Regions from separate parts of the Homo sapiens genome. Here regions 2 and 3 are each linked to region 1. Evidence: chromatin contacts called from ENCODE Hi-C or POLR2A ChIA-PET data. All regions are on one chromosome and are shown on one strand. Each heading gives the region's core, a stretch centred on a gene start or an enhancer-like site at or near the end of the contact. The rest is flanking DNA. Distances are from core to core; before and after follow the strand shown. Region 1 holds the start of RPS12 (ribosomal protein S12). Region 2 holds the start of MAP3K5 (mitogen-activated protein kinase kinase kinase 5). Region 3 overlaps ARHGAP18 (Rho GTPase activating protein 18).

Evidence for each region. A loop is a pair of places that touch in the nucleus more often than their neighbours do. ChIA-PET counts read pairs that join two places held with the same protein, here RNA polymerase II (POLR2A). Pooled maps may share reads with other maps.
Region 2: a loop to region 1 is called in a map of naive thymus-derived CD4-positive, alpha-beta T cell, with 7 times the contacts of the local background. The contact joins the promoter of MAP3K5 here to the promoter of RPS12 in region 1. A Hi-C loop is called at or near these places in 2 of 168 maps with a recorded cell type or tissue (gastrocnemius medialis and naive thymus-derived CD4-positive, alpha-beta T cell) and 6 of 50 pooled maps. POLR2A ChIA-PET finds 5 or more read pairs at or near these places in 1 of 52 experiments (activated CD4-positive, alpha-beta T cell).
Region 3: a loop to region 1 is called in a map with no recorded cell type, with 13 times the contacts of the local background. The contact joins the enhancer-like site here to the promoter of RPS12 in region 1. A Hi-C loop is called at or near these places in 1 of 168 maps with a recorded cell type or tissue (K562), 1 of 37 single-sample maps with no recorded cell type and 7 of 50 pooled maps. POLR2A ChIA-PET finds 5 or more read pairs at or near these places in 2 of 52 experiments (activated CD4-positive, alpha-beta T cell and activated naive CD4-positive, alpha-beta T cell).

The regions. Positions count from the first base shown.
Region 1 is chr6:132,812,853-132,816,506 of GRCh38, forward strand. It overlaps RPS12 (ribosomal protein S12), which reads left to right and starts at 1,717. Exons shown (of 6, transcript NM_001016.4): 1 at 1,717-1,761; 2 at 1,880-1,930; 3 at 2,120-2,236; 4 at 3,609-3,654. The coding sequence starts at 1,917. It overlaps SNORD101 (small nucleolar RNA, C/D box 101), which reads left to right and starts at 2,455; the gene lies at 2,455-2,527. It overlaps LOC107986644 (a long non-coding RNA gene), which reads right to left and starts at 1,436. Exons shown (of 3, transcript XR_001744345.3): 1 at 441-1,436. RefSeq lists enhancers at 183-252, 682-1,428, 1,343-1,622, 2,053-2,182.
Region 2 is chr6:136,790,390-136,794,043 of GRCh38, forward strand. MAP3K5 (mitogen-activated protein kinase kinase kinase 5) reads right to left here and starts at 2,088. Exons shown (of 30, transcript NM_005923.4): 1 at 1,321-2,088. The coding sequence starts at 1,768. RefSeq lists enhancers at 838-1,353, 1,459-1,528, 2,319-2,548, 2,659-2,718, 3,089-3,168 and a silencer at 1,659-2,298.
Region 3 is chr6:129,682,050-129,685,703 of GRCh38, forward strand. All of the region lies in intron 1 of ARHGAP18 (Rho GTPase activating protein 18), which reads right to left. Among named protein-coding and RNA genes, the nearest start is that of ARHGAP18, 26 kb to the right of the region's middle. RefSeq lists an enhancer at 1,995-2,289. Within about 2 kb of position 2,087, at least 35 of the 41 ENCODE cell types and tissues checked have a DNase peak (open chromatin) inside an H3K27ac peak, as active enhancers do.

The sequences.
Region 1 (3,654 bases), core at 467-2,966:
GAATCTCTTAGTTTTTGTTTTGAGCCTGTTTCGAATGCTGCCAGAAGCCTGAGGTCCTCTTACCTTTTCACACCATCCCCACTCCCTAACCCCCTGCCACTTTGTATCTCCTCTGTGGCCCTGAGGTATTCTGATTTTTGTCTAAAATCTTAATCCCACCACAAACAAACCAGGGCTACAGGAATGAATCATCTTTATAAATTCCTCGTTTTTTTTTTTTTTTTAAATCAAAAGCTCAATAAACATTTGCATGAGTTACTGACAGAGAAGCAGCTTCAACGCTTTAAAAATGAAACTGAAACCAGCGGAAAATCTAAAACTGAACTCTATCAGTAAACTGAACTCTATCAGTTTATTAACATTACAGCAGGTCTCTGTTCTGGTGAACTCCCTGGTGCTCTTACTGCGTTACCCATTTTTGTTTTTTTCGCTGCACTCACCAGTCTAACAGTATCTGCCCACTGGATTCACAGCGCTGGCACGTGCCAAGCGCCTAATAATTGCTCACTGGTTTGGCGGCTGACTACCCAGGAGAGGAAATTAAACACAAAGGCAGTATTGATCATATTCAGTAGTGTTTCGTGCGTTTGGTTTGGAAGTGGGGATTGGGGAATGGCCAATCACTTCCAAATTTAAAATATTGCTTCCTGGAAGAAAATGGACTCCTCAAAGACTGGATATTTCATGTCTGTAGTCCCAGGACCTGGCCCTGCGTCAGGCACATTGTAGGTGTTGAAAATGCACCTGAGGAATTCTGAGTTGCGCGGAACTGTGTATTCCGAGCACAACGCGTCGTTAAAAACCAAACAAAGCAGAACAAACTTCGTTCAGAAGCGACTCCCGCTATACTTAGAAACTAGAATTGACCCCTGGCTGCAGGGTTCCGCTTTACCAACACACCGCAGGGAAAGGGCTTAGAAATAGTGAAAGCGGCCGGGGGCGGCGGGTCACGCCTCTAATCCCAGCATTTTGGGAGGCCGAGGCGGGTGGATCCCCTGAGGTCAGGAGTTCGAGACCAGCCTGGCCAACATGGTGAAATCCCGTCTTTACTAAAAATACAAAAAATTAGCCAGGGTGGTGGCAGGCGCCTGCAATCCCGGCTACTCGGGAGGCTGAGGCAGGAGAATCGCTTGAAACCGGGAGCCGGAGGTCGCAGTAAGCTGAGATCGCGCCATTGCACTCCAGCCTGGAAGAGTGAAAGCATGTAGGCTCTCGTTTCATGAAGACAAAGATGAGGATCACACCCACAACGACACAAACATGGTCTCTCAGGGTGACTTAGAAGCGAAGGAACAAAGTGCGCTGCCTGGGGAGGCTGGGTCTTGTAGAAGCAACAGGAAAGTAGAACGTGGTGTGGAAAGGGTTAAAACTGGCGCTCGGCGGGATACAGGGCTCTAGGTGCCTTAAAGAACACGCGGACACACTTGTTTGGCTTCTGTCGCGCTCCGTAGAATGAGTTCCCTGGGCCTCGGTGGGCCACGCCTCCGCAAAGAAGGACAACGCGAAGCTGCCCGCGTAGTGCCTGTTGCACTCGCCAAGGACCGGCCTGGCAGAGATAGAAAACTCGCAGTACGTTTGCCTCAGAACCGCCTCAATCCGGAAACAGAAACTCCCCAGGCCCGGCACTGCGGGAGCCACCTCTTTCGAGGGTGGGAGTGCACATGCGCACAGGGGACCTGAAAAACCCTTAAATACCGGCATGCGTGCGGATGAGGCCTCTTTCCCTGCCGCCGCCGAGTCGCGCGGAGGCGGAGGCTTGGGGTAAGTTGAGCGAGGCGGCAGGGGGGTGTATTGGTTATAATTTGTGGCTCGTTGCGTTCTTGCTGGGATTCGTGACGAGTATCTGGTTCTTTAACAAGTCAATGCTTTTGTTTTTTAGTGCGTTCAAGATTCAACTTCACCCGTAACCCACCGCCATGGCCGAGGAAGGGTGAGCCCAGGGGCCGGGGTTGGAGTTGGGGTCGGGGTGCGGCTGAGGCGTGGGGCTAGAGCTGGCGGAACAGGACTGGGTCAAACGGGTCGCCGTAAGCGCGTCTGTTGTACACTTAGCTTTTGCTGAGTGCAAGGCCTTATGTGGTGTGAGGATTTTAACTGATGGTTCTGATGTGTCGCGTTTAAGCATTGCTGCTGGAGGTGTAATGGACGTTAATACTGCTTTACAAGAGGTTCTGAAGACTGCCCTCATCCACGATGGCCTAGCACGTGGAATTCGCGAAGCTGCCAAAGCCTTAGACAAGTACGTGTATCAGTCTCAATACTGTGGGTTCTTGCAACCGGAACAAAACTGCCACCCAAGGGAAGAAGGCATGGAGTTCATGGTGTTAGCGCAAAAGTTCTGAATGGCATCCGTCCTACCGGAAACCTAGGAAAAGGTATCAGAACTCAGATCTATAAAGCCCACTTAAAATGTGTGGGTTGCTGTTTGGAATGGGGATAAGCACTCAAAACTACAGTGTTTGAATGATGACTTTAATTGTCGGATACCCCTTCACTCCTTTTATGAGTGAAACATAAGAGTCTGACAAACCTGTAGGTTGTGGAGCTAGTCAGTCTTATACTTATCTGGCAGATAGATGAGATGGAGAGCCACATTACATCTGGTAGTTTGCAAAACAAGCATTAATTTAATGGAATTTCAAACTCAGGTTTCAGAAGCATTTGGTCCTAGATGAATTTAGTAGTATAATAGCTGTGATTTATTTGAATTTGGGATATTTGTTAATGTATTTGAATGGATCGAGTTAATGTGTTTTTTAGGGTGGTGGCATTGACAAATCAACCTACTCTTGAGCTGAATTTAAATGCAGTTTTAAGGTTTTACAGGACAAGTTCGTTTTGGTGTAATCTAGCCAGTTCAATCCGATGGAAACGGCATTATTGTTTAATGTATTTAGTAGGTCCTAGTATGAGTCTTCTGTATTTCTATTTCGGCATTATTGCATGGCATTTCATAACTGTTCCATTAATGCCACAGTCTTTTTTTTTTCTTTTTTCTTTTTTTTTTTTGAGACAAAGAGTCTTGCTCTGTCCCCCAGGCTGGAGTGCAGTGGCGCGATCTCATTGCAACCTCTACCTACCAGGTTCAAGCGATTCTTCTGCCTCCCGAGTAGATGGAATTACAGGCACACGCCACCATGCCCAGCTAGTTTTTGTACTTTCAGTAGAAACGGGGTTTCGCCATGTTGGTCTCTGGCTGGTCTGGTACTCCTGACCTCGGGTCATCTGCCCCCCTCGTCTTCCCAAAGTGCTGGGATTACAGGAGTGAGCCATCGTGCCCGGCCTTTCACATGTTTCTTTAGGTATATGAAGCTGGCTTACAAGAAAGCTATTATGGTTGGGTTTTGGCCAGAAGTTTTAAAAATGACTTACACCAATTCAGTGTGTCAGGGACAGAGGTTTTACTGAAGACCAGTTGTAGGTTAATTGAAGATGTATATGCTCCCTAGCAGGTTCTTCAGACTCAAGCAATTTTGTACGCATTTATGTGTTCAGTGGATTGGCTGCTTATGTTTCGCAAGTGTTAGTGCAAAGATAACCCTCCTAAAATGCAAGAATGATGGATTTGGATCTGAGTTTTAGCTCCATTTTCATTGTAATTTGAATTTCAGGCGCCAAGCCCATCTTTGTGTGCTTGCATCCAACTGTGATGAGCCT
Region 2 (3,654 bases), core at 838-3,337, 4.0 Mb after region 1:
ATCCAAAAATAAGAGTGCTACAATTTTTAGAAAAGTTATGTTGATGTAACTTTTATAGCAAGCTACCCAAAGAATCAAGCTATATTATAGCCATGCTCAGTTATGAAGACCAAAACTATTTTAAAAATACCAGAACGAGAAAGTCCTAGTTTATTTAGTCTGGCTTCCTTAACATGAAGGTCTTGTTGTTCTCAAAATATTCAGCTTTGGCTGAATTCCAAAACTGACATAAGCCCACTTCAGGTGTTTGGAAGACACTAAAGAGAATCAGAATTGAAAACAAGATTGGAAAATAAAGCCTTTTATGTGATCACAAATGCAAGAAGTGTATTGTTTTGAAACTACTAAACCAAGTTTTTACCCACAAATGTAAACATAAATATGTATATATTCTCAACACTGGACGTACAGGGGACTAAAGGTTAATTTCCATAATATGGTATTATTCCTAACATTTGCTAACAGCTAAGTGCTTCAGTTACTAGAACTGCCTTAACATTTTCTGAAATTTGAGATAGGTTGAAAGATACATTTCTTTCATGGATTATGCTAGCAATCACTTTAATGGCGAAACTAATCTTATTATTAGGATAGCATACAGGTGTTTTAGACAATGTTAAATTACAAACTTTCTAGCCCACCATGGTTTATGGGGTAATAAAAAACAGGCCCTGGTTCTTTCACCAAAATCCTTACAAAGATAACACACAAGTTCAGTGTAAGTTGTAATGTTATTGCCTTTGGAAGCACTGTAATTACTTCAAAGTCTGGGTTGGTGAGAGGAAATTCAAGCTACTAAAACTTATCGAAGGTAAGGTGAGTTGGGAAGATCATCACATGGCATGCAAATTAATATAGTTACACTCTGCGTGCATGGTATGTCATCGTTCCCGTACTCTCAAAACTACACAGAGAAAAGGAGAACCTCATCTAAAACGGTCACAGGTATATGCAGAAAGAAAACAGGGACCAAACCTCACAGAAGCGAAACCGAGACACTGAAAGGAGAAAGACTGACTGGGGCAAATATCTCACACTGCTGGAGAACAGTTCAAGTCGATCGCATGGACCCAGGGCTCCAGCGCTGGGCGGTGGGTGGATCCATAGGTCTATCGCACAAGTACACACAGACTCTTGCACAAGCACACACGCTCTCTCCGGAGCGGCGAGCGACAGGAGCAGTCACGCAGCGGCGCTCGCTGCCCCCAAAGTGGGGCAAGAAGTAAATGCTTCCCGCCCAGAAAAATGAAATGCCCCGAAGACCGCCAGATTAAACGCGGGTCCCGACCGCGCGGGATGGGAAAGGGGTCACACACGCACCTGCATTGTAAAAGCGGTCCAGCACGGTGGTTTCTCCAAAGTCGAGTTTCCCAAAATGCAGGGTTTCCAGGGTGGCGCCCACTGTCTCGCACGCCTCCCGCAAGCTCTGCAGGGCCTCGCTCTCGGCCACCACCAGTTGCCCTTGGCTCGCTTCGTTGATCACATATGCCACCGTGGTCCGTCGGCTGCCCCCGCCAACAGAGCTGCCCCGGCCTCGGGTGGCACTGCTCGAGGAGGTGGCCGCCGGACAACCGATGCCAGGGGCAGCGGCGCTCTCCACGTTCCAGAAGCTGCCCGGCGGCGGCGGTGGCAGCTGGTGCTCCTCGCCCTCGCCCACCGCCGCCGCTCCTCCCCTCCTGCAGATGCCGCCCTCGGGGATGGTGCAGAAGCCCGAGGGGGCGAAGGGTGGCACAGAGAAAGTGATGCCCTCGTCCGCCTCCGTGCTCATCTCTCCGGGCCGGGCAGCAACGGCGGCGGCGTCCCCCGCCCAGCCGCACCGCCTGGCCAGCCACAGCTCGGGGCTGCTCCGCGCCCGCCGGGCTAAGCAGCTGCCATCGCGCGCCGCGCCCTCGCCGCCGCGCCGCCGCCTCCTCTCCGGCGCCCTCTCCCCCGAGGGCACGCCGCTGCCCGGCGGCGGCTCGCTCCTCCTCGGCGCCTCCGTGGCCGCGCCGCTCGCCCTCTGCAGAGTTTAGAGTACAAGGGGTGGGGAAGCCGGGTGAGCGGGAAGGGACGGAGCTTCCTTTTCTTGGCCGGCTGACAAGTCGGCTCGCAAACCTGCGCCGCGGTGCAGCTCAAGGGCGCCGCGCTCGGGGTGCAGCCCGCCCTCGCCACCCGCCGCGCCGCGCCGCGCCGCGCCGCGCAGCTCCTTCCGTCCCGGCCGCTCTGGGAGGGGCCAGGAAGGGCGCCCCCTGGGTGCGGAGCTACCTGGCGCGCACCTTACGAGCGGGCTGGCTCCCCAGGCGGCGTCCCGGAACAGCAGCAGCGGCAGCCGAAAGGACCCTCCTCCCTCTTAGGCGGCAGCTCGCCTTCATCGGGTGGATTTCCTCCTCCTTGCCTGGCCTCGTTTCTCTTTCGATCGCCTCCGCCGCGTGGTCCCGGCGCCAGCCTCGTCGTTCCTTGCAGACGCTCTCCCTCTCCACCACCAGCTTCTGGCCACCCACTCGTAGCGGCACCGAGGGTCAGGGCCAGCCCCCAAGGAGGGCGCTGCTAGGAAGCTCGAGCCCGGACTGAACTGACCGCGCTGCGGCCCTGGGACCCCAGCCCTCCTCTGAGTGCTGCGCGTGGCATAGGGTCCCAGTCTTCACCCACCCGGCCCCCACCTACGAAGACCTGGAGCGCAAGCGATTACGGGGTGGCGCAGAAAGTCCCTCGAGGCAATACTCGGTCTTCGGAGTCCGCCCCTGAAGCATTTCCAGTGTTCCCCGCGACTAGGGCGCCCCCCTCCGGGCCTTGGCGGCCTGGTGGACTGGGACCGTGCGCGGCGCTGGCAGGATAGGCTCCGGGAGACCCACGTTGCGCGAGGCAGGAGGTTGTACATAGCGCCCTGGAGCCAGGGCCTGCACTGGAGGTTGCTTCATTAGTGACTGTGGCACTCCAGAAGTGGCTGGCTAAATTGATCAGGTTCTCCCATGTACTTTTCCTTTTAAAATTTCCAGTGGCTCATTCCGTTATCAGTAATGAGTAATTGATTAGTGCCAACTGCCGAAGGACTTAGTATTCTCATTTAGGATCTTAATTCCCCCACAAGCGCCAGATACTTAAGATAGAAGATGGAGTCTCTACCCGACTCCACAAATTATCAACAAGATGAAACAGGGGAATAACGTGACCTATTCTATTTTTTAAACTGCATCACGCGAGGCCGGGAGGGAAATACCCAGATTGTTTAAGAGCAATCAAAAAAAGTACCTGCTTATTTGGGGAGCAAAGAACAGATGTGTAAGTTCCCAGAGAACCCCAGAATGCTGTAATTGTTAGGAAAGCCAGTGCAAGTTACAACTGAGTAAAGAAACAGGTTTTGTACTTCCCATCTCCAGGAACTGAGACTAGTGAGTCCTGTGAAAAAGGCAGAAGAAAATGTAAATTACTTTTTTTTTTTTTTGAGACGGAGTTTCGCTCTTCTTGCCCGGGCTGGAGTGCAATGGCGCGATTTCGACTCCCTGCGACCTCTGCCTCCCGGGTTCAAGCGATTCCCCTGCCTCAGCCTTTCGAATAGCTGGGATTACAGGCATGCGCCACCACACCAGGCTAATTTTGTATTTTTAGTAGAGACGGGAGGGGGAGGGGTGTGGGGTTCACCATGTTGGCCAGGCTGGTCTCTAACTCCTGACCTCA
Region 3 (3,654 bases), core at 837-3,336, 3.1 Mb before region 1:
AGAATCATTATGTGGTTTTTACATACAATTATTTTTTAAAGGAAGGCTCACTGGAGATTCAGTTTATGAAAGCAGATATTACGTCAATCCCCTTCATACATACTGAAGAAAAGCTCCTTCACCTCCTACTACCCACCCTAACCCCCGGTTTTGGCTAAACCAAGGAAAGGACAATATTGGTGTCTGTTAAGTATGAAGACATGCCAGGGTCACAGAAGAAATAACTCCAGCTTTGGAACATAAAACAACCCACGCCTTTCTCTTTGCCAAGCCAGAATCCTGACATGACCACTTCTGAAGCCCCCTTGCCTCATTTCCCCGTGTTCTGAGGCTAGCTTCCCTCTCTGGCAGACCCCCAGAACAATACATGAGGTCTTACAGGCAAGTAGTCCTACAGATCCAAGAGGAATCAAAGCATAGCTGTCACCCACACAGGATGCAAATGGCATCTCCTCATGGACAACTGGGTGCCATTATCTGTAGATGGTTACTGAAACACAGACTTCTGACATTAGTGTTAGTCGAATTCTAAAGTTTGATCTGGTAAAAATAAACTAAAACCCTAGAGACACAAAGCAACATTCTTATGTCCCAAAGCATCATCACATAATTAGCAAACATTTATTGACTGTCCACAGCCTGCCTGGCATTAACTAGATGTTGAGATTCAGGAATAAAGAAAACAACATGTTTAATGCCTTGATGAGTTTATAGTCTAAGATGGATAGAGTAACTGGACACACAGCTGAGAATAAACAAGGGACTGAACAATAAAACACAATAAGAATTTTTTTGAGAAAACTGCACACATAATGCATTTTAATCAAGGTAAACCATATAATACATTTTAATCAAAAGACATAGCTTGATAATATTACTATATTCTATTGATTGTTCTATTTCTTTCTTTCTCGTTCTGTTTCTCCTTTCTGTTTTTACCACCATGGTTATTCACAGACTTATATACTTCAGGAAAAAAAAAGTGAGAAATGTGTTTTGTTTTTTCTTTTTTTTTTTTTGTTTTTTTTTTTGTTTTTTTTGAGACGGAGTCTCGCTGTGTCACCCAGGCTGGACTGCAGTGGCGTGATCTCGGCTCACTGCAAGCTCCACCTCCCAGGTTCACACCATTCTCCTGCCTCAGCCTCCCGAGTAGCTGGGACTACAGGCACTCGCCACCACGCCCGGCTAACTTTTTGTATTTTTAGTAGAGACCGGGTTTCACCATGTTAGCCAGGATGGTCTCGATATCCTGACCTCGTGATCTGCCCAATTCAGCCTCCCAAAGTGCTGGGATTACAGGCGTGAGCCACCACGCCCGGCCTTGTTTTTTCTTTTAATTTGAGGTGGAAGGAACCAGCACAGGGTTGTTGGTTTTTTTATCTGCCAAGTACGGGCTTTTTTTCCCGTAGAAATGAAAAACTATATCTACTTGCATTAGCTTCATTTCATTAAAACATTGATCACACGTTAATAATTTGTGATCAAATTCATTTACGTATAAACAACCAATATCAGATCCTTTCATATTTTGATTAGCAGTATGAATTACAGAGCGGAATGATAACAAGTCAGAGAAGAAAAAAGCCCTGATGAGTCAAAAATGTAATGGAAAATAGAGGTTGGAGATGGCAAAATCTTTCCTTATTTCACAATTTTCTCTGGGGCCAGCCCAATTTACCTTTCACAACAATGCAATAACAAAGCAGCAAGGTGTATCTCTGCCTTGCACAAAGTGGATATGGTGAATGAGAACACCATCAAGAATCATAAAATGATGTGGGCATACCTGGAAAGTAACGTGGAGGTGTAACCACGGCGGGGGGGAGTTCTGCTAAGAAAGGAAAGGTGAGAAAACACTTGGGAGAAAATGGCTTTTGAAAATGTGAATTGAAAAGAGAAGGAGCTCAAAGCCAAGAAACTGACACTGACAGCGCGAGATGATTGAAGTGCAGATTAGGATTGAGTTGGGGCGTTGAAAAATAAAGTACAGATCTGAAAAATCTTGGAGAGAAAAAAATAACAAAGCTTAGTAAGAGCTCCTTGAGCAGGCCTGGGGAGAGAGATGTCAGTGATGACTCAGATGTCAGGAGTGGCAAGGCAGGCCAGCTGCAGGACTGCCAGTGACAGGAGGAAGTAGGAGAGGAAATGATGCATGCGATAGCTAAGAAACACTATAAATGGCTACATATCTGTGGTTTCTCCAGCAAAAATGCATGTGCAAAACGTTCTGTATTCAGTACCCTAGTTAAAATATAACTGTGGGGAGAGCAACAGATTAACTACACAAACTGTTGCTTTAAGATAGCATGCCTAGGAATGTGCATGGGAAAAAAATACTGAGGCAAAATAAAATTCAATTGTGGTTAGCTCTAGAGTAGTATTATATTAATAATATAAGTGACTTTTGCCTCCTCTTTTGTGCTGCTATTTTTCTAAATTTTCTCTATTGAGAATGTTGTCTTGTAGGGCAAAGTTTTGAAAGTTCCTAAGTGAACATGTTAGAATGCTGTGTGTTAGTTTGTAAATTTCATGGAAACACATACACACCAGAACGCATCCACCAACATTAGGTGTCATGGAGCCTGCGGCACACAGAGGGTCCTCCAAAACAGCATTAATATATCCGTAGAAGTCCATGGGAATCATCGTAGTTGGCCATCTGGTGACTTTCACGTGTTTAGCATATAATCAGAAGTACACAGATTGACCATACTTTACCCAAATCATGAAAGCCAAGAAATTTGTCTAATAAATAAATTACTTAACCCGAAGCCTAATACTACCCCAAGGAATTTTTCAGTAAGATCTGTGAAATGCCCTCTAGAATCAGAGAAGATATCAGCACTAAGATATTTGAGTATTAAATACAGTGTTTCATGATCCTAGAAAAGTGGAATGGGTACTTCCAAAGTAAACTGGGCAAATCCAATATGCAAGGTCACTGAAATAGAGAAACGTCATTACTGCTTTCTCAGACTCCGGCGGTGGACACTGGACACAGCGTAGTAATTAACAGGACAGCCTCTGGAACCAGGCTGCCAGGGTTTCAAAGCAGCTCCACCACATTCCTAGCATGTCACCTTGAGCAAGTTTTCTTCACTTTTGGGCCTCGGTTTCCCCAACTATAAAATAGAGACCATAACTATACCTACTCTCATAGAATCATGAAATATAGGGCTGGGCACAGTGGCTCACATGTGTAATCCCAGTACTTTGGGAGACCGAGGTGGGCGGATCAATTGAGGTCAAGAGTTCAAGACCAGCCTGGCCAACATGGTAAAAACTCATCTCTACTAAAAATGCAAAAATTAGCCAGGCATGGTGGCAGGCACCTGTAATCCCAGCTACTTGGGAGGCTGAGCTAGGAGAATCACTTAAACCTGGGAGCCAGGGGTTGCAGTGAGCTGAGATCACACCACTGCACTCCACCCTGGGCCAACAGAGCAAGACTCCGTCTAAAAAAAAAAAATTGTGAAATATAAATGAGTCAATATTCAAATATAGGATATTATAAAGCACACAATACCAGGCAAATTGAAGGTACTGTATAAAGGTTATTGTTACATATTTTTCATTAAAAAGAGATGTCAAAAAAGCCCAGCCTTCTCAAAAATTCTATTCAGACTTAAATGCAACCATTAAATGTGCTGATCA